2 separate regions of the Homo sapiens genome follow, and region 1 is linked to region 2. A link is a loop called in an ENCODE intact Hi-C map of the cell type or tissue named here. Cell type or tissue: PC-9. All regions are shown on one strand. Links, peaks and the distances in the headings refer to the core of each region. The heading gives the core; the rest is flanking DNA. Region 1 overlaps TNS3 (tensin 3). Region 2 overlaps TNS3 (tensin 3).

The links. A loop is a pair of places that touch in the nucleus more often than their neighbours do. Peaks named below come from ENCODE experiments on the same cell type or tissue, not always from the same donor. Only the 100,000 strongest peaks of a DNase experiment are listed, where the experiment ranks them.
Region 1: a loop joins it to region 2, with 2.6 times the contacts of the local background. A loop is called at or near these places in 2 of 110 quality-filtered maps.

The regions. Positions count from the first base shown.
Region 1 is chr7:47,431,292-47,441,367 of GRCh38, reverse strand. It overlaps TNS3 (tensin 3), which reads left to right. Exons shown (of 31, transcript NM_022748.12): 6 at 1,710-1,881; 7 at 4,055-4,105; 8 at 5,964-6,086. The coding sequence starts at 1,732. Among named protein-coding and RNA genes, the nearest start is that of SNORD151, 28 kb to the left of the region's middle. In PC-9, for the core only: CTCF peaks have their summits at 5,139 and 5,343; a DNase peak (open chromatin) is centred at 5,321; H3K27ac peaks cover 2,276 bases.
Region 2 is chr7:47,530,409-47,540,484 of GRCh38, reverse strand. All of the region lies in intron 1 of TNS3 (tensin 3), which reads left to right. Among named protein-coding and RNA genes, the nearest start is that of TNS3, 47 kb to the left of the region's middle. RefSeq lists an enhancer at 2,837-3,710. In PC-9, for the core only: a CTCF peak has its summit at 5,640; DNase peaks (open chromatin) are centred at 4,994 and 5,944; H3K27ac peaks cover 3,442 bases.

The DNA.
Region 1 (10,076 bases), core at 999-8,998, 99 kb after region 2:
CATCTCTACTAAAAATACAAAATTAGCTGGGTGTGATAGCGCATGCCTGTAATCCCAGCTATTCGGGAGGCTGAGGCAGGAGAATCCCTTTAACCCAGGAGGCAGAGACTGCAGTAAGCCGAGATTGCGCCACTGCATTCCAGCCTGGCGACAGAGCGAGACTCTGTCTCGAAAAAATAAAAATAAATAAAAATAAAAATAAATGTATGGTATTGGATGTTTGATGTTATTATTTCTTTTTGAGGTGTGATAATGGCATTGTAGACATTTTAATCAAAAAGTGCCCTTATCTTTTAGAAATAAATTCTGCAAGATTTATAAATGAAATTACATAGTATCTGGGATTGCTTTAAAGCAATCAAAGTGGTGGAGGAGATTGCTGGAGATATTGATGGACAGAGGTTAGCTGTGTGTTGGTAATTTTGAAGTTAGGTGATGTGGGTACATGGAGGTTTGCAAAACCATTTTATATGGTTTTGAATTTTTCCAAAATTAAAAGAAAGAGAGAAACACATAGGAGTAGTAAAAATGAAAACCCCAAAGCTGGTGGCAGCACTTTGGAGGGACTTAAGGACACGTCCCGTGCACCCATGCCTCTGGCTTTACCTCATGGGGGCACCGATTGGGTTCAACCCCATCCCCTCTCCCTGGAACCTTTTCCACCTCCTCCTGGATACCACCCTCAGCCATAATGTTAGGAGCACTCCTGGGAGGGGCTCAGGCCTCCCTGGGGCCCACAGGGCTGGTGGAGAATCTGTGGTCTGTGGGAGGCCCTTGTCTCCAGTCACATTGGGTGCCTGACTCCACACTGCCAGTCCTGCCCAAGTCCTCAGCCTGCTGGCCATGACATGACCATTTCTGCCCTCTTCCCTCTTCCCTCCTCCACAGTCTTCATCTCACACTTGGGGGCCTGCCCTGGCCACCTGGGCACCTGGTTGGGTGGCCAGCCCCACATTCTACCCTGCATCCACCTGGCCTGTGGCTAGCTGGGTGGGGTCCCAGCGGGGCCCCATGGAGCTCTTAGCCTTCTGATAGGAGTCTGCTGAGTTGCTACTCAGTAGATGAAAGGCCGCTTTGATTATGCCCCAGCTGGTCCCCTCTCCACGTGAGGTCCTGCCTCCTTCTTGGGCCTGCAGGGTCCTCCACGACCATAGCTGGCCACCTCACCAGCCTCATCCTTGGCCGCACCTCCCCCAGGATGCCGCATACGGACACGAGGAGCTGCTTGCTGATGTTTGGCTTCTGCTCACACCATCTCCGCTTCCTCCTGGCCCCCTCCCGGTGCCCCCTCGTGCCGACCTTGACACCTCAGAGCAGGGTTGAGGCTCCCACTCCAGGAGTCCCGCCTGGAACCCTGTTCCTGCTCCCAGTGTAACCACAAAGAGTCCTTCCCGCCTTCGTGCTTTTGCATTTGAGCCCATGCGTCACTGCTCTGAGTTGCTTTCTCTCTGTGCGTTCCCTGACCGCAGCTTGCGGTACCCCGTCATGCCCTGCTAGGAAAATTCAATCTTGTGCCCCTCCCCACACTGCCCGCTGTTATGGGAACACAGCACAGAGGCTGCACACACTGTAAATTCCCGTAGCTGGCCGCCCAGGTGCTGATGTGAACACCCAGGGGATGAGTGTCCGTCGTCTTCACCTTTTTCCTAGAGGATGAATGTCTGCTGCCTCCTTACCCTGTTTCTGATCTGCCCACTGCTCTCTCGCAGGCCCGTCATCCTGAGTCCCACCATGGAGGAGGGCCATGGGCTGGACCTCACTTACATCACGGAGCGCATCATCGCTGTGTCCTTCCCTGCCGGCTGCTCTGAGGAGTCCTACCTGCACAACCTACAGGAGGTCACGCGCATGCTCAAGTCCAAGCACGGGGACAACTACCTGGTGAGCGGTGGGCGGCTCTGGGAGCCTTTGGGCAGGCTCTGCAGCAGGCACTGTGTAGGGATGGGCACTCACAGAACACTGGTTTACACATGAGGGAGAAGCTCAAGGGCCTGGGCTCACACAGCTGTCCGTGGCGCCTTCGTCCTCTGTCTCTCTGCTGCCACGCCTGGGGAGGAGACTTATGTGTCTCTGTAGGTAGCTTTCAGGGACACACGACTGCTGACCGCAGGGATGGCTGTTGCCTTGTCCTGCACTCATCAGTGAGGCTGGCTCCCCAGTGCCTTGGGACATGTCCCCAGCCAGCCACCCTTGCGCTCCCATGCTGCATCCCTCGTATCAAGAGACAAACTTGTGACTCTCCTCCTGAGCCAGAAATTAGGAAGACAAATTAGGTGGGCACCCAAGAAACCAGGGGCTGCCCTGGAGACAAGGAGACAGCTTGATTTTCAAAACACACTTGTCGAGTTGATGGTGGAGCCACATCTGAGGAATAATACAGAACAGCCTCTCACCATCTCTCACCCTCTGATTGGCCCCTTGTTTTCTGTTCCCATGGTTGGTAGCCCAGGTGGAGGCTGACTTCCTTCTGCTGTCAACAGTCACTAATGGGATTGAATGACAGCTCCCTGGCACCCTCTCTCTACCTGCCTTGTTATCTCTAGTAAGGAGGCCTCCTTATCTGTGGTAAAGCTAATCTGCCCTGCAAACCTACAAGGTGTTCATTGTCTTCCTTGCTGGTCTGCTCCAATGACTGGGGCACCAGTGGCTGGGAGAGGTGGACCCAAGTGGCAGAGTAGGATGTGGCCTCCGTCTGATGCCAGAGCAGCCCTGGCCCAGGTGCTACCTGGGTCCTGACCCCTCCCCGATCCTTGATTCACTCAGGCTCCTGCCTCTTTCTGGTCTTGAAGCCCGTCTTGTCTGTGACCTGGCAGTGGACAGGAAGTGGTGGCCAAGCCCCATTTGATGGTGGTGCCTCTCACCAGGGGCCCTCTCCTCCTCAGGGCTTCCTCCTTCATCACTGAGGCGGTGTGCTCTGCAGGACCATGGCTCCTTCCTTTGGAAGCCACTCCCAGGCTGGTCAGCGCATCCTGAGTCTCCTCTCTGGCCATCCTTCCCCTCTTCCCCAGTCCCCCTTCCCCAAAGAGACCATGCAGAGGGCCTGGAGCCCTGGCCAGCACCTGTCTGTGGGGCCTTGTCAGGGCCAGAGCTCTCCCTGCAAAATGGCTATGGCAGGGATCTTTTTCTTGTGCAGGGTTAGAAATGAACTGTGGGTCACAAAGCAGCGCCCCCCCTTGTCATAAACAGGGCTTGCTGGGTGACCAGGACAAGCCCCCACCCTCCACTTTCCTCACATCTCTGACTCTGAAGTGAGAGGGACGTTTAGTTAATTTTTAAGGCTCCTTGCTGCTGGAACATTATTATTATTATTATTATTATTATTATTATTTTCATTTTGAACTACTTGAGTATTTAGCAAGGTTCCACAAATGGCTGTGATTTTTCAGTGAACTTAGGCCATGGCTTTTGGCCGGGCATGAACTCAGCCCTTTCCAGGCCTGGGGCCACCAGGCCATAGAGGAGGGACAGCCTTCCCCACCATGTACCACCTCTCTATCGGGTCAGTTTGTGTTGTCAGGAGCAAGACCGTGATATTTATTTTATATATATGTGTATATATATTTTATATTATATATTTTATACGTGTGTGTGTGTGTGTGTGTGTGTGTGTGTGTGTGTGTGTATCCTATATGTTGGGATATTTTGTAGCCATGAGAATTAAAAAAAAATAGTAACACAGTAAATCGCCTGGTTTAATACTAGTTGAAGAAGTAGAATATAGACTTTATGTGTAAGGGTTCTGTATGCCATCCTTATCTTATTTATTTTATTTGTTTTTTATTCTGTGACCACACAAGTCTGTATTTTTCAATCTTTTCTGATCCTCGGTACCTGGAAGGGAAACATCATGTAAAAATGCAATGTGTTTTCTGCTTTCATCTCTGATGTCAAGGATTTGTCTAAAAGCTTTTTTTCCCCCTGATTTGTGAGTGTGAAGATTTTAGATATTTTTTTAAAAAATTAGTATTAATTAAAATTAAATAAAAATTAAAGTATTAATTTTTAAAATATTAAAATCTATTTTATGCAAGGCAATTTTTCCTCTCTTTTATAGGTATTAAACCTTTCAGAAAAGAGATATGACCTTACGAAGCTTAACCCAAAGGTACAGAGTTCATCCCTTTATATTCTGCATTTTGTAAAATGTAAACAATGCTTATTTTGTGCAAAAATAATTTGCTACTAGTCTTTGTGGAATGTGACTTGATAAGGAGTATTAGGAATTGTTCATATCAATTATTTTAATTACTTTTTTTTCAGTTTGAAATAGTTAGAGATTCGTAGGAAGTTGTGAAAATAATACAGAGATCTCCTGTACTTCTCACCCAGTCTTTCCAGTGGGAGAATCTTACAACACTAATAGTGAAATATCTAGGTCAGGAAGTTGGCATTGGTATAGTCCACGGACCTCACTCACATTTCCCTGGTTTTGCGTACATGTGTGTTTCTCGGCATCGTGTGTATAGATGATAAATACTAATATATATGTATAGAACAAATCTATACACATGATGCTTCCTCCTCCCGCCTCCTGGGATCTTTCATATATACTGCATATATATATGCATGGAACAAATCTATAACAAATATATGTATAGAATAAATCTAAACTGCATCATGTGTATAGATTTGTTAAGCCACCACAAACAAGAGACAAAACATTTCCATCAGCATGGGGCTCTCTTCTGCTAGTATCTCTTTATGGTCATACTAATCCACTCCTTTCATGATAATTTTCATTTTTTAAAAAATTTTTAAAATTTTTTCAAATTTTACTTTAAGTTCTGGGATACAGGTGCAGAACGTGCAGGTTTGTTACATAGATACACATATGCCATGGTGATTTGCTGCACCTATCAACCTGTCATCTAGGTTTTAGGCCCCTCATGCATTAAGTATTTGTCCTAATGCTCTCATTCCCCTTGCCCCTCACCCTTCATGATCATTTTCAACAGCAAAGTTTGGGATAATTTTAAGACTGAGTCAACATAAGTTGTGGTACATATATGTATGTATATTCTATATGTTGAAATATTTTGCAGCCATTAGAGTAACAAAGCAGAAACATGATAAGTTGCCTATTTTAATACTAGTTAACAATAGTAGAGTATAGAATTTATGTATAATAGTATCTCAATTATGCTAAATGTATACAGAAAAGAGACTAAGGGATTCATGAAAACATTGCAGTGGTTATCTTTGAGTGGTGGCAGGGGTAGTGACTTTTCCTACTTCCTGGCAACTTTCTGAAATTTCCAACAGTCTTACACTATTTCTACGACTTTCATCATAAGATAGAGCTCCTTGTCCTCGTCCTACTGACAAAAGGAAATCAAAGGAAAAGCAACACCCCCGTGTGGCCACTGTGGGCCACTGTGGACTTGTGTGTGCCTCAGGACGCTCAGAGCTGCAGTTCTGCACCGAGTCACTGTGTCTTTAGCACATGGTGGTGATTTTCTTTGTCCAAGCACCAAACTTAATTAGAGTTTTGAAGGTGCTTCCTCCTTAAGTGCTGCCTTTCCAGGAGATTGTCTCTGAGGTGTTGTCCGCACGGTGTGGGAGATGGCTGGCTGCACTCTCCAAACTGGGATTTTAACCCGAGTGGGGAGATTTTGGCAGCAGCTTGGGCCTAGGACTCCTGTTTGTGATCTCACTGGACTGCAGCCCCGTCCACACAACCTGCACCATCAGCAACTCAAAGACCTTTCTAGAATTGTCACCCCAGCTGCAGAAGAGCAGATGAGCCCCTGGAAGAAGAGGCATCACATGGGCAGTATAATGCTTTATTTTTTCTTCCCAGTGAAGGAAGTTGATCCTCATGCTCACTGAGTTTTAGGAAAGGGTCACCCAGCATGTTCTTTACTCCCAAATGAAATGTACTGATGATGAAAGAAGTCATTGTGAGATGGCCTCAGAAGGTTTTAGGAAATGGAAACCGAGGAAGCTCCCCTTTCTTGTTGCAGATCATGGATGTGGGCTGGCCAGAGCTCCACGCACCGCCCCTGGATAAGATGTGTACCATATGCAAGGCGCAGGAGTCCTGGCTGAACAGCAACCTCCAGCATGTGGTCGTCATTCACTGCAGGGTGAGTGCGCCCCCTCTCACATTTGGGGGTCTGGCTGGGCTTCAGCCTTTGGAGTTGAGATGGAGACCAATGCTGCATCTGAGCACATTTCCGCTTTGAGCTGGTGCGATGTGCTCCTTATGGGTTTGTCTTTAGGTTTTCCTACTTGCTCTTAAAGAAGGAAACAGAGTTATCACACCTCCCCAAGTTTGGCTTTAGAATTTATAGGATTGTGGTCCCTGAATGTGTAGCTGGACATTTGAAACTGTTGACCCCAAATTGACCACGATTATGAGAGCAAATCGTTTCATTTTTATTAAATTTTATTTTTCATGGAAAGCCCTCCTTTTCAAAAGAGCTATGTATGCCCTTTTCAGATGGACTGTGTCAGACTTTCCATGCCATCTTGAGTTATGGTAATCAGTTGATGGACTAGATGATGGCATGATGCCATTGCAGTAAACGTGTTGTCCTTTCCACGTGGAGCCATTGCAGTGCAGACATGGCCTGTACATCTTCACAGAGTGGCCGGGACTGTCTGTCTGTCAGCCCCAGCAGGGTTGGTGGATGCCAGCAGCCCAGGTGCATAGCTGGTGGGCACTCCTCCTCCTGGCTGCATCGGGCTCCTTCCATGCTTCCTCCTCCCACCTCCTGGGATCTTTCCTCTTAATTCCCAGTTTTCTCAACTGCTTTGTACTGCTCCTCAAATGTGATTGTTGTTGAAAGGGGTTGGACTGAAAGCAAACTCACTGAGGGGTAAGTGTGTGAAGCTTAACCCTCCTGCCAGAAACTTACTATTAGAGAAAAGCTCTTATTCCAGTCACACCTTGAGTCAGGGAGGAATCCTTTGGGAAAGGATGTAGCCAGTGGGCTGGGGTCACTGTTCATTAATGGGCAGCTCCCTATTTTGTGTGTTTGACAAAGCATTCTTAGGACCATCAAAGTATCTAGGAAGTGTTGACGGTTCAAGATAGAAGTTTTTTTTTTTTTTTTCTTCCGGACTCTTTTACACTAAAAAACTGCACAGAAATCCATTGTATTATGGAATTTAGTTTGAAAGAAGCTTCCCTTTGAGTTATATTAGACTCTCAGTATATCTTTCCTGCAAAGGCACTAGGTAGGCTGGCTTGTGGATGGTGTTTACAGCTGTAAGGCATATGATGACCACTTGATGTGCAGAAAACTTCCATCGGGGCACACAGATGTTATTTGCTTCTCTCTAGTGTTGTCTCTTTCCTCACATCTAACTTGATCATATTTTCCCCCCAAATGGACAGGTACACCCATTAGGACCACCAAATCGTCCGTGATGACCTGATCTTTTCAAGTATTATTTTAGATTATGGATCCTTCACCCAAATTGTGTTTTGGTGCAAACTAAGAGAGAGAGAGAGAGAGAGAGAGAGAGAGAGAGAGAGATAGACAGACGGACTTTTAAATAAATATAATTCTTGTTAATTAAAACAACCTATGCTTTTCAGGCTTGGTGTGGTGATTTTGACACAGTGAGCCTGATATTGATGGATCATCATTGCCCAGGATCACGTAGCAAGCTGTTCTAAGCAGCATTCCTGAGCTGTGAGCCTGGGCCCAGCAGCAGCACCTGTGGAAAGTGCAGGTTCTAGGGCACACCCAGACCTGCTGCCTGCTGCATTGTCAGAAGTCTCTTGGAGTTGCTGGACTTGAAAAGTGCCATCCTTGGCCATTTATTCCATTTTAGTTGTTGTTCACTTCAATTTTTTAAATGAAATTGAAAGAAATGATGAGATTATTTAAAACATATGGGTCCTAGTGGGGACCACCTAGAGCTTTCTAAAATGCATCCTTTTGCTAAGCAACTTTCGGCTTTCTGGACAGCTCTTGTTAGTGGAATTCATGGGAACATGTTGAAACTTCTCAGAAGTGATTTGCTAATGGCTTGCCCTCTTCTGGTGCCATGTAAACCATTTTTGAAACGCTTAGAAATTGTGCCCTGAGAGATAAGCCCTCTTTTAATTTGAAATTGCTGATGTCGATGTTAACAGAAGTTCATCATCATCACTGCGGGGGTGAAATCGCTGACATTTGGCGAAATCCGCCTGCTTTGCAGAATGCGCGTTTCCTTCCACACATGCCAGGAATTTCTAGCGTAGCTGGGCCTGTCTCAGCCTGGGCAGGAACAGAGTGAGGGTCGGTCCTCCTATGCTTCCCGTTCTGCCGTGTGATGCAGAGGCTTGTGTTTGTGTGGGTGTGTGCAGTCTCCTCCTCACCCCTCCACACCCTGGTTATTGACTGACCAGAAATGGCCTGCAGTTCTTTTGGGAGATTTCATCCACACCATACCTTTTGTTTCTGAGTCCATGGTGAAGAATACCCATGGAAAATTGTGCAGTTAGTGATTCTGTGATTTTTGTTAACAATTCCAAGTCCAAAAGAATGCAGCTTGCACTAAAACGTAACAGTCCATGAGCCTATCGTGCCCTCTTGTGTTTTCTACATCCTGTGAGCTAAGAGCTGTATTTACATGAACATTATATGAAGATGTCCTACTTCAGTTCCATACGTAGTTTGAGTGGAACATGGCCACCTCCATCTGTTCACGTACATCCATGGCTGCTTCCACCCACAATGCAGGGGTAGGTTTGGATGGTTGAAACAAGACCTTGCAGCCTGCAAAACCTTAAATACTTACTATTTCATTAAGAAAGACCTCATATCAGGGTACTGCTGGCCTTGTAAAATGAGTTTGAAAGTGTTTGCATTTCTTCAGCTTTCTGGCAGAGTTTGCATTAGTCTGTTTTCTGTTACTTATAACAGAATATGTGAAACTGGGTAATTTGTAAAGAAAAGGAATTTATTTCTTATATTAATATTTATAGGGGCTGAGATGTCCAAGCTCAAGGGGCTGCGTCTGGTGAGAGCCTTCTTGCTGTTGGGGATTCTGCAGAGGTCCTGGGGCTGCATGGGGCATCACATGGCGAGGGGGCTGAGGGTGCTAGCTCAGGTCTCTCTTCCTCTTCTTAGAAAGCCACCAGTTCTACTCCTGTGATAACTGGTTAATCCATTAGTTAATTAATCCACAGATGTATTAACCCATTCATGAAGGCAAGGTTCCTCATGACCCAATCATCTTTTATAGGCCTCACCACTCAATACTGCCACATTGGAGATTAAATTTCAACATGAGTTTTGGAGGGGGCTAATATTTAAACCATAGCGAAGTTTTCTCTTTTTTTCGGTGATGGAATTCATCAGTTAAGTGATCAGGTCCTGGGCTTTTCTTTGTGGGAGAGTTTATATTACTGATTCAATCTCCTTACTTGTTATTGTTTTGTTCGGATTTTCTGTTTCTTCATGATTCAGTCTTAGTAGGTTGTATGTGTCCAGGAATTTATGAGTTTGTTCCAGGTTATCCAATTTATTGCTATGTACTTGTTCATAGTTTTTTATGTTTCTTTGTGTCTTAAATGGCATCAGTTATGATGACTGCTCTTTCATTTCTGATTTTGAGTTTTCTCTTTTTATCTTATCTAGGTAAAGATTTGTCAATTTTGTTAGTCTTCAGAAAACCCAACCCTTAGTTTTGTTGATCTTTTCTATTGTTTTTCTAGTCTCTCCTTTATTTGTTTCTGCTCTGACCTTTGTTTTTTCCTTCCTTTGCTAATTTGGGGTTTAGTTTGTTCTTTGTTCCTTCAGGTACAACATTAGGTTTTGTGTTTTGTTTTGTTTTTTGAGACGGAGTCTCACTCTGTCACCAGGCTGGAGTGCAGTGGCGTGATCTCGGCTCACTGCAACCTCCAACTCCCAGGTTCAAGTGATTCTCCTGCCTCAGCCTCCCTAGTAGCTGGGATTACAGGCACGTGCCACCACACCCAGCTAATTTTTGTATTTTTAATAGAGATGGGGTTTCACCATGTTGGCCAGGAAGGTCTTGATCTCCTGACCTCGTGATCCACCCACCTCGGCCTCCCAAAGCGCTGGGATTACAGGCATGAGCCACCGCGCCCTGCCTGACATTAGGTTTTTTTATTT
Region 2 (10,076 bases), core at 711-8,710:
TGACAAAACGGGCACGAGTGGCCCCTCAGCTCTCCCCCAGGGAACCTTGTACTTGGTGTTAAAGTCTGACTCATGGAGGGGCTCATGTCCCTAGTTCCAGCTGGGTTTCCAACCCAGGTTGAGATGTAGCCTCTCTTCCTGATGGCTGGTTTGCTGATGTCTGCCTTAGCCGTCTGGAATTCATCCTCCCTGGGAAGAACCTCATTTTGTTCCTGGGAAGAACCTCATTTTGTTCCTGGGAAGAACCTTGTTTTGTTCCTGGGAAGAACCTCATTTTGTTCCTGGGAAGAACCTCGTTTTGTTCCTGGGAAGAACCTTGTTTTGTTCCTGGGAACCAAGTGCAGTCAGAAGCTAGGGTGAGACAACCTGGCGAGTAAAAAGCACAGAGGATTGTGGCAAAGCACGAAGAAAATTGGAAGCTGGGCAGCAGCACAGAGCTCACTGTGGCTTTAAGATGGAGTGAGGCCAGTCTGCCACCCAAGTTTTGAGGTGAGGGTCTGTGCCTGGAGGAGTCTGTGCCCTGGCTTCTGAGTCCCTTCGCATCCCCAGACCCTCAGCTACAGCTTACTTCTGGGAGGACTCAGAAGGGTGTGGTCTGAGACAGGCAGTGAACACCGGTGTTGATGTGGTGGAAATACAGCAAAGGAGAATGTTTTCATTCCTGCACCAGTGTTTATTGCTCCTGCTTGGTGCTGTGTGTGGAAAATCCCAGACAAGGTTAGGACTTCCTATTGGAGGTACAAGACTTATGACCACACTAGAGGGTCAGGGCCCCAACCATCCTTGAGTGGCTCAGCCATGGAGGATGATTAACCAGTCTGGGAGGTCAGATGGGGGGCGGATCTTCAACTGAGCCCAGGACAGCGGTTTTCAGCCAGAAAGGAGAATGGGAAACTGCCTTGGGAGAAGCCCCAAGTGAGCCCAAGGGCGCAGAGCAGAAGGACCCTGGAGTGTAAGAGCCTAGATTGCAAGCCTGGCAGGAGGAGGTCAGAGTCGGGGGCAGGGAGAGGGGCTGGAGAGGCGGCCTGCTGATGAATGCGGATTCGCCTTAGGATTGAGCACTGTTTCTTGCCAGTGAAAAATCAGTTTGTTGTCCTCACTGGGGAGGTTTATCACACGCACGATATTTGTTACTAGTAACGAAGTGTGGGAGTTTTCTGAATGGCTACTCTTTTAAATAAGTAAGAGCAGATTCAGGGTATCCCTGCAATAAAAAGCCACCTTCAACCATTTGCCTTCCACTCTGGCTTGCATAGGCAGTGGGCTGGCCTGTGCTCCTGGCCGTTGTTCCTGGGTGGACCCCAGAGAGTATGAATCCTGGTACTCAGGTTGGAGGAGTTTTATCCTGCTGGGGGCTATCTGTTCATTGCTGAATTCAGATTTCTTTGGCCGGTTCCTGTGGGCACCATGGTAAGGGCGGTGGTAGATCCAGCTGACCTCTGGGCGTGTTTGCCCTGGGTAAACCATGACAGCAGCATATCCTGTTCTTAGCTGTTTGTAGGCACTGCTATGTACCTGGTATTGTGTCAGATGTGAAGCAATCTGGAATGAATACGATACAGATGTGTTCTCAGGGAAAAATGTTTGAAAAGACTAAAGTTTGGATATGCTATAGGAAAAAAATGATGAATGTATACAGAAAAATGAATGAAGGAATGAATATAGAAAAAGGTGAATAATGGTGTCATTTGAAGGACAGGGGGAAATGAGAATGCCTGCTTGTCTGCCAGGTGATGATTTAGTGAGGAATTGGAACCCAGAATGGTGTGTTCTAGGAGGAGGTTTTTTCCTTTGTAGTTAAAAGTTGAAGAGCAGCTTTGCTCTTCTACTGCAGAAACAGAAAGATGGATATTTAGTGCCAGAACTTGAGAGGTTAACGTCAGCCAGTTGAATTGATGGCTGGAATTTGCACATATGTCAGCCATAAAGGCCACGACTTAGCCCACCCAGACTGCTCCCCACATCCAAGGCATGTGGAGTTGCAAGTGGAGCTGTAGATCTGAAGTTAGAGTGTTGGAGCCATAAAGGCTGAGCTCTGGGACACTGCTCCTAGGCTGGGCCTGGAGTGAAGGCCAGTGGTAGGAGTACAGGGTTAGCTGGCCTGAGACTAGAAGGCCCCCTATCCTGCTCTGAGGCAGGGGTCTCTTCCGCTGCCCACCGTAGACCACAGGCAGTGGCTTCATCTTGAACATGTTCTTTTAGTTTTAGACTTGCCACAAAGCTTCTTGCAGACAGCCAAGATCCACTGCCCCGGGAAGGCTGGTGAAGTCCGACAGGCATTGAAAGGAGGGATCTGCCTGTGGATCTTGCCCGCCTCTCCTCCTGGCGTTTCTAAGTGACCCTTTCTTCAGGATCCTGGCTTGTCCATCTTCTCCCATCACCCTGTCATCTTCACCTCCTGAACTTCGGGTTTCTAATTTCCTTCTAAAATCGCAGACCCATAAAGGAAGACGGGACTTCAGATGTGCTGTGAATTGTCCTGATTTGCCAGGAGCAGGATGGCGGGGGGTGGGGGGGGTGCGGTGAGGGAGGGATAGGCTGGGAGATAGGGAGGTGCAGCCCAGCCCCCAGGTGTGCAAGGCCCCGGGCGGTCCTGTGCTTTGATATTTGCTTGAAATCCTTACCTGGTTAGGCGTGTCCCTCTCTGCAAGGCCAGGCTCCTAGTTTTTTAGTAGAAGAAGCAAATTAGAAAAAAAGCCTTTCTGCCTCGGTGTTTACCTGCTTTCCACTCCAAATGCCCTGTTTGCTAGTGTAGATTATCAGGGTAGTGTAGATTACTGCTCATTACAGATGCAGAGTTGACTGGATAATATTCAAGATTTAGAAATTCCGAAAGCCAGAGCTTGCCCGGTTTTGATTCTTTTAAGCACCTCGCCAGCGTTCTCGGAGAGGTTTGAAATCCTAGTAAAGCTGAACCCTGCGCCAAGCGCGGCGCGTCGGTAATTCCAATCAGATGGCGGCTGCAAGATCCTGCTCCCCCCGCCTGGAAGGCGTTTCCTCACCCACTTTCCCAGTGTTTGGCGGCTCAGCCTGTGCCTCCGCGCTCGCTCGGAGCTGCGGTTGGGGCGGGCGGGGGAGGGAGGGCTAATTCGTGTCAGATGGAGGGACGCCGTGCGGGACCGTGCGCTCGCGCCTGGCTTTTGTTCCCGGCGTCTGACTTCTGACGGGCAGGAGTGGCCGTGGAGGCTGCGGCGCGCGGCTGGGACCTGGGCCGGCGGCCACGGAGAGCCCTTGGCCCCTCCCGTGTTGGCCATTTCCTGGGACTTGTGTCCGCAGGGGACTCGGGAGGCATCCTCCCCCCAGATAGCCGCTGGGGAGGGGTCAGCGGCCACCCTCGCCCGGCCGAGCCCGGCTCCCCGCGGGCGGCAGGGGCAGCCATGAGGCTGCGCGCCCTGACCCCTGGGCCACCGGGAGGGTTCGCGCGCGGAACCCGGTCGCGCCGGCGCCGGCGCCAGGTGAGTGCGGCCCGGAGCTGGTGTGCATGGCCAGGGGCGCGAGGCACGGGCGCCTTCAGGGCTGCACGCACGTGGGCTGCGCCGGGTGTGCACTGGTGCCCGTGGACGCTGTGCTGGTGTGTACCCGCTTGTGCTCATGTGTATGCGTGTGCCCTTGTCAGTGCGCGTATGTCAGTGTGTGTGCACCCCGTCTGCACGTCCACGCGTGTGTGCTTGTGAGCGCGCGTCTGTGTGTGCAGGCATGTGTACGCTGGTCCGTGCCTGAGTCCTCGTGGGTGCGTGTGTACCCTTGTGTGTGCACGCGCAGGACAAGGAGCGAGAGGGCCAGTGGAGCTTTGCCTAGTGGGGGCGTCTTCTGGTAAGCGTGGAAGAGGGTTCAGGCTTAGCTCTTTCTAACTCAACTGCCTCTTGAAAAGGCTTCTTGGGTTCATTTCCCTGCAATGGAATTGGGATACTGGCCATTGCGCAGACCTGCTATCCCTCGCGTGTTTCTTGCAAAGGTAAAGGGCATTTTAGCTCTGCAATGAAGTGGGGGATGCGCTGGGATGTAGGAATCCTTACAGGTTCCCTGGGGACCGCATGGGTTCCAGCGGTGCTCTGTGGTCCACAGGACGGCCTTTCACGGTGTTTGAATTAAACAGAGCGGTGCTGGTTGGCTCCCCGCTAGGTTCAGCCTCCCTTTCCCTAAGTTATTGCTGAATTAAACAGAGCGGTGCTGGTTGGCTCCCCGCTAGGTTCAGCCTCCCTTTCCCTAAGTTATTGCATTTGTTTTTCTGAAGCTTTTGTAAGGTTCTGTGGGGTGAAAAACTGTCAAAATTTCAGCTGGTTAACTTGAGGTGTACTGCGTTCCCTTTTAAAGTTTAGTGGTCAAACGCTGCTGCCTGGAAGTGTGGGAACAATATGTGTTGGATGTGGAGGGTGTCCCTCTTGCCCCAGATACCGGCCCCCTGTGGGCTGGGAAATATCCCCGAGGCCCGGAAGTGTTCCTGGCTGTTTAACATCAGAGTAAAGTTGGGCTGGGAATGTGTTTTTGATCAGTGTCTGCCTCTCCAGAATGCCTCTGAAGGTTTCCCAGGTGCCTGAATGCCTACCTAAATCCTCTTACTATGGTGGAGCTGAATATTTCCTGAAAGGAAAACATAGCTGGGATTGTGCTGATGCAGCTTTGCACTTTTGCGTGTGTAACCATTTTGCCAGGGCGACCTTTAGCCGGGAGAACCTATCCGAGAGATCCCTGCGGTTTTGCATTTCGGCAGAGTGGAGCATTCATGTGGAGCACCTCCCTGTTCAATTTTGCAGAGATTTTTCTTTCTCAAAAGAGACCTCACAATCAAGACCAGCACTAATTACTGTGTCCCCCTCAGGGAGTCCTTGTGGAACCAGCAGCCTGCTCTCTACCCTTCCAACATTTTGTTCCTAACAATTAAGTGCAATTTAGATTCCTGAACTGAGCCTGCTAAATGCTTCAGCATTGCTGCCTCCTCTCCCCCTTTGGGAGAAATGAAAGCACAGTATCAGGTGAAAACAAGGGCAGTCTAATCCCGTCTGGTCTCATTTCACAATAGAGATGTTATGTACAGATGAAGCGTGAGCAGATGTTATTACACTATCCTAAATGAACTCCTCAGAGATCCAGCAATTCAAATGGCTGAGCCCTCGCAACAGTGCTTATGCTGTTTCCCTCTTTAAGTTTTCTAGCTGTGGACCAGTGGGCAAGAAAGCTGCAGGAAAACAGTGCCTCTTTCTCCCTGGTTGGAATAAAGGTATTTGTGAGGAATGAAAGGTCACAGTATCTTTCCTTGGCCCACAGACTGTGGCTAATTCATTTGGTCAACAAATATTAATTGAGGGTCCATGGTCCACTGTCTGCCAGGCGCTGGGCAGGGCCCTAAGAGGACAAAGGGGAAAGAGCCTGGTGTCCTGCATCTAGGAAATTGCAATATAGCACAGGAGAGAAGGCATATAAACAAATAACTGCAATACGAGTGAAAAGTACGTACCAGCTGCTGCATTGCAATAGAGAGATGTGTTTGTTAGGTGTTTGAATGCTACTCTTGTCTGAGCGTGAGACTGGGGCTTGAGGCATATGAGGCCTGAGTCTCATATGCCTCATCCATTGGCTGTGTGGTGCTGCATCTCGGTTTTGCATCTCACCATCACGGTTTGTAGACTAGTGGTGATTACGGTAATGACACAGAAGCACTTAGCTAGTGTTACCAACTGCATAATTAGCAGCATCATTATCCTTCTTTTGCAGAGCACTGAACACACAACCTGTGTTATCAGAAAGGATGCAATCTCTTTGAAAAAACCAGATACCGACATAGGAACAACTACATAATAACAGTACCTTAAATGTATATAGATACTTACAGTATAGTCGGTTATATACAGTGGTGGTTCTGTCTTGGCCGCAAATTAGAATCACGGGATGGAGCTGGGGTGGGGGGTTTGACAACATTCCAGTGTTCTGATTCAACCTCCAGGTAATCTGATTTAATTGGTCTGGGGTGGAGCCTGGGTCAGCTGTTTTAAAAACTGCCCCAGTGATTCCTATGAACTGACAGATGATACAGCGTTTGGTCATTTACAATAGCTGTTAAGAGACAGGAGGGGGAGGATATCTTTTCTATTTAAGAGAGGTTGTGACTTGTCCTGGGCCACAGAGCTTGTAGTGTAGGTATCAGAACTTATGTGAAGGCTTCTGCTTGGTTCAGGACTCTTTCCCCTACTTTATTTATTTTTTCTTTTTTTTGAGATGGAGTCTCACTCTGTCAACCCAGGCTGGAGTGCCGTGCCATGATCTCGGCCTACTGCAGCCTCTGACTCCTGGGTTCAAGGGATTCTCCTCCCTCAGCCTCCTGAGTAGCTGGGATTACGGGTGCCCGCCACCACGCCCAGCTAATTTTTATATTTTTAGTAGAGACGGGGTTTCACCATGTTGGCCAGGCTGGTCTTGAACTCCTGAGCTCAGGTGATCAACCCGCCTCGGCGTCCCAAAATGCTGGGATTACAGGCATGAGCCACCGCGCTTGGCCATGAAGTTCTTTATTAGGTGATTGTATTAGTCCATTTTCATGCTGCTGATGAAGACATACCCAAGACTGGGCAATTTATACAGGAAAAAGGATTTAATGGACTCACAGTTCCACGTGCTGGGGAGGCCTCACAATCATTTCGAAAGGTGAAAGGCACATCTCACATGGCAGCAGGCAAAGAGAGAGAGCTTGTGCAGAGGAACTCCCCCTTATAAAACCATCAGATCTCATGATAATTATTCATTATCATGAGAACAGCACAGGAAAGACCTGCCGCCATGATTCAGTTACCTCCCACTGGGTCCCTCTCACAACACATGGGAATTCAAGATGAGATTTGGGCGGGGACACAGTCAAGCCATATCAGTGATTAAATGTTTAGGACTGTTAGGTGTTCTTGATGAATCAATCCTTTTATTATTATGAGAGGACTTTCTATATCCTTGGTAATGTTCTTTGATCTGTAGCCTACTTTGTCTGATATAGCCACTCCAACTTCCCTTTGATTAACATCAGCAAGGTACCTCTTTTTTCTAGCCTTTGTCTTTTAAAAAAAAAAAAAGGCCAGGTGCGGTGGCTCACACCTGTAATCCCAGCGCTTTGGGAGGCCAAGGCGGATGGATCACGAGGTCAGGAGTTCGAGACCAGCCTGACCAACATGGTGAAACCCTGTCTCTACTAAAAATACAAAAATTAGCCAGGCATGGTGGCGGGTGCCTGTAATCCCAGCTACTTGGGAGGCTGAGGCAGAGAATTGCTTGAACTTGGGAGGCAGAAGTTGCAGTGAGCCAAGATTGCGCCACTGTACTCCAGTGTGGGCGACAGAGCGAGACTCTGTCTCAAAAAAAAAAAAAAAAAAAAAAAAAAATATATATATATATATATATAAAATCTGACAACTTTTGTTGACTTATAATTGAGATACTTAGACTATTTACATAAATATGATTATTAATATGGCAAGGTTTGAATCTGTCATACTGCTACTTGTTTTCTATTTCTCCTACCTATTGTTTGTTCTGCCTTTGTTTTACTTCCTTTTGCCATTTAGATTAATTGAATAATTTTTATTATTTCATTTTATCTCTCTTGTTTGCTTATTACCTATAATTCATGATTTTAGTGGTTGCTCTAGGGTTTATACTATACCTCTGTAACATCACAGGCTACCTTCAAGTGATATTATATCCACTTCATGAATACTATGAGAGCCTTATAATAGTCTTATGGGATCTTTGGGGTGTCCAATTTCTGGCTGGAAACCTCTGTGGCCAGTGGCACCTTTGCCTGAGTTCTTGTCCTGTGTCCAGGAAGAATGAGATAGGCAGACGGGGAAGGGTGAAGAAGATGAAGATAAGCTTTATTAAGTGTTAAACAGCTCAGAGGAGACCCACAGTGTCCTCTCTGTAGGCAGGTCATCCCGACCTCTGCTGCTCTCAGCAGAGAGGAGGCCCTGGAGAGGGTAGTTCCTCTCTGCAGCTGGAAGTCCCAACATCTCTGCAGGTCTCTGAAGCTCTCGGCAGAGAGGGTAGCTCCTCTGTGCAGCTGGTCTCTTGTGGTCTCTCCATTCTCTCTGTCCTCTCTCTTGCTCTGGCTGAACATGGAAAAGCCCTTGGAGGGGAGGAAGTGCCTGCTGATTGGTCCATGGGCGGCCATGGGCTGGCTGGAAGAGGCACCATGAGTCCCCACTCCAGTCTGTGGGACTGGCAGCCCGTCCCCAGCCTACAGGCCCTCCCTGGCCTGAAGGTGGGGCCTTACTGAGGACCCACCCCCTTCTGCCCAGGACTTTGCCTACCGCTGCCATTCAAGGCCCTGGTACTTGTCCCCAATCCCGCTCTGAGATGAGAGGTGGGGGGCCGGGAGAGGAGACAGGCCAGGCAGCCAGAATAGACACTCCTGAGCCAGCAGGGATGGTGGGCGGGGGGGGGCTTCCCATGCGCCCGAGGGTGCAGGCCGCAGAGATGCCTGGGTGCTGTGCCTGGGAGGGTGGCTGCAGCTGCCTGCACTCAGGGAGCTCCTGCTTTTCCCCAGCTCCCGCCTGTGTGGTGGAGTGGGAGGCCCAGGTCTGCAGCCGTGGATGGTGGCTGCAGCTGCACCCCGGGGGGCAGATCCTGCCTGCTCCTGGCCCCACTCAAGAGCGCAGGGAGGCTTGGATCTACAGCTGCAGTTTGGGCAGCTGCAGTGGCACCCAGGGAGTTCCCACCCCAACTCAGAAGGGGTGGAGCTCCCACCGGCTCCATGGAGAGTGCAGCCCCAGCCTCACCTCCCTGCTGCAGCCAGCGTGATGGTAGCAACCGCTGTCATCAATAGTATATTTCCTTTTCTTCTTTCCTGAACTTTGTGCTATTTTTTCAGAAAATTTACTTTTACATATGTCACATGTCACATTACACTATTGTTTAAACAGTTAATTATCTTTTGGTGAGCTTTAAATAATAAGAAAAACTCATAAATTTACCTGTGTAATTAGCATTTCTGGTGCTCTTCATCTGTTGGTGTAAAGCCATAATTCCATCTGCCATGTCCTTTTTGCCCAAGCACTGTCTTTAATATGTCATAGGTGTCAGCTGGTGATGATTTTTTTTGGGCTTTAATTGTATATCTTTTTTTGCATATTTTAAGAAGTTTTTGGTTCACTTTTATTTTGAAGAGCTATTTTTATTGGGTACAGGATTCTAGATTGACAAGTTTTCTTTCAGTATTTTGTTTTATTCTATTTTGTTTATTTTTTTAACTTTTAGATTCAGGGTACATGTGCAGGTTTATTATATAGGTAAATTGTGTGTTGTGGGGGTTTGGTGTACAGATTATTTCCTCCTCCAGGTAATAAGCGTAGTACTCGATAGGTAGTTTTTCAATCTTCACCCTCCTTCCACCCTCCACCCTCAAGTAGGCCCTGGTGTCTGTTCCCTTCTTTGTGTCCATCTTTCAGTATTTCCTATTATACTGCTGTCTTCTCACTTATATTTTTTAAAACAATGAGAAACCTGTTATCCTATTGGTTGGTTCCCTGCATGTAATGTGTCTTTTGGCCCCGTGGTTGTTTTTAAGATCTTTCTCTTTGTTACTGGGTTTAAGCAATTTGATTATTGTATGCCTTGGGGTAGTTCCTGTCACATTTCTTGTGCTAGAAATATATATATATATATATATTTTTTTTTTTTTTTTGAGATGGAGTTTCACTCTTGTTGCCCAGGCTGGAGTGCAATGGCGCGATCTCGGCTCACTGCAACCTCCACCTCCTGGGTTCAAGCGATTTCCTGCCTTAGCCTCCCGAGTAGCTGGGATTACAGGCACCACCACCATGCCCGGCTAATTTTTTGTATTTTTAGTAGACACGGGGTTTCACCGTGTTGGCCAGGCTGGTCTGGAACTCCTGACCTCAGGTGATCCACCCGCCTCTGCCTCCCAAAGTGCTCGGATTACAGGTGTGAGCCACCGAGCCTGGCCAAGAAATTTCTTGAGTTTCTTGGATCTGTGGGTTTATAGTTTTCCTCCTGGTTTGAAAAAGTTTCAGCCATTATTTTTTCAAATATCCCCCCTTCCCTGCCCTTCTCCGTCAGTCTCCATTACACATATGTTA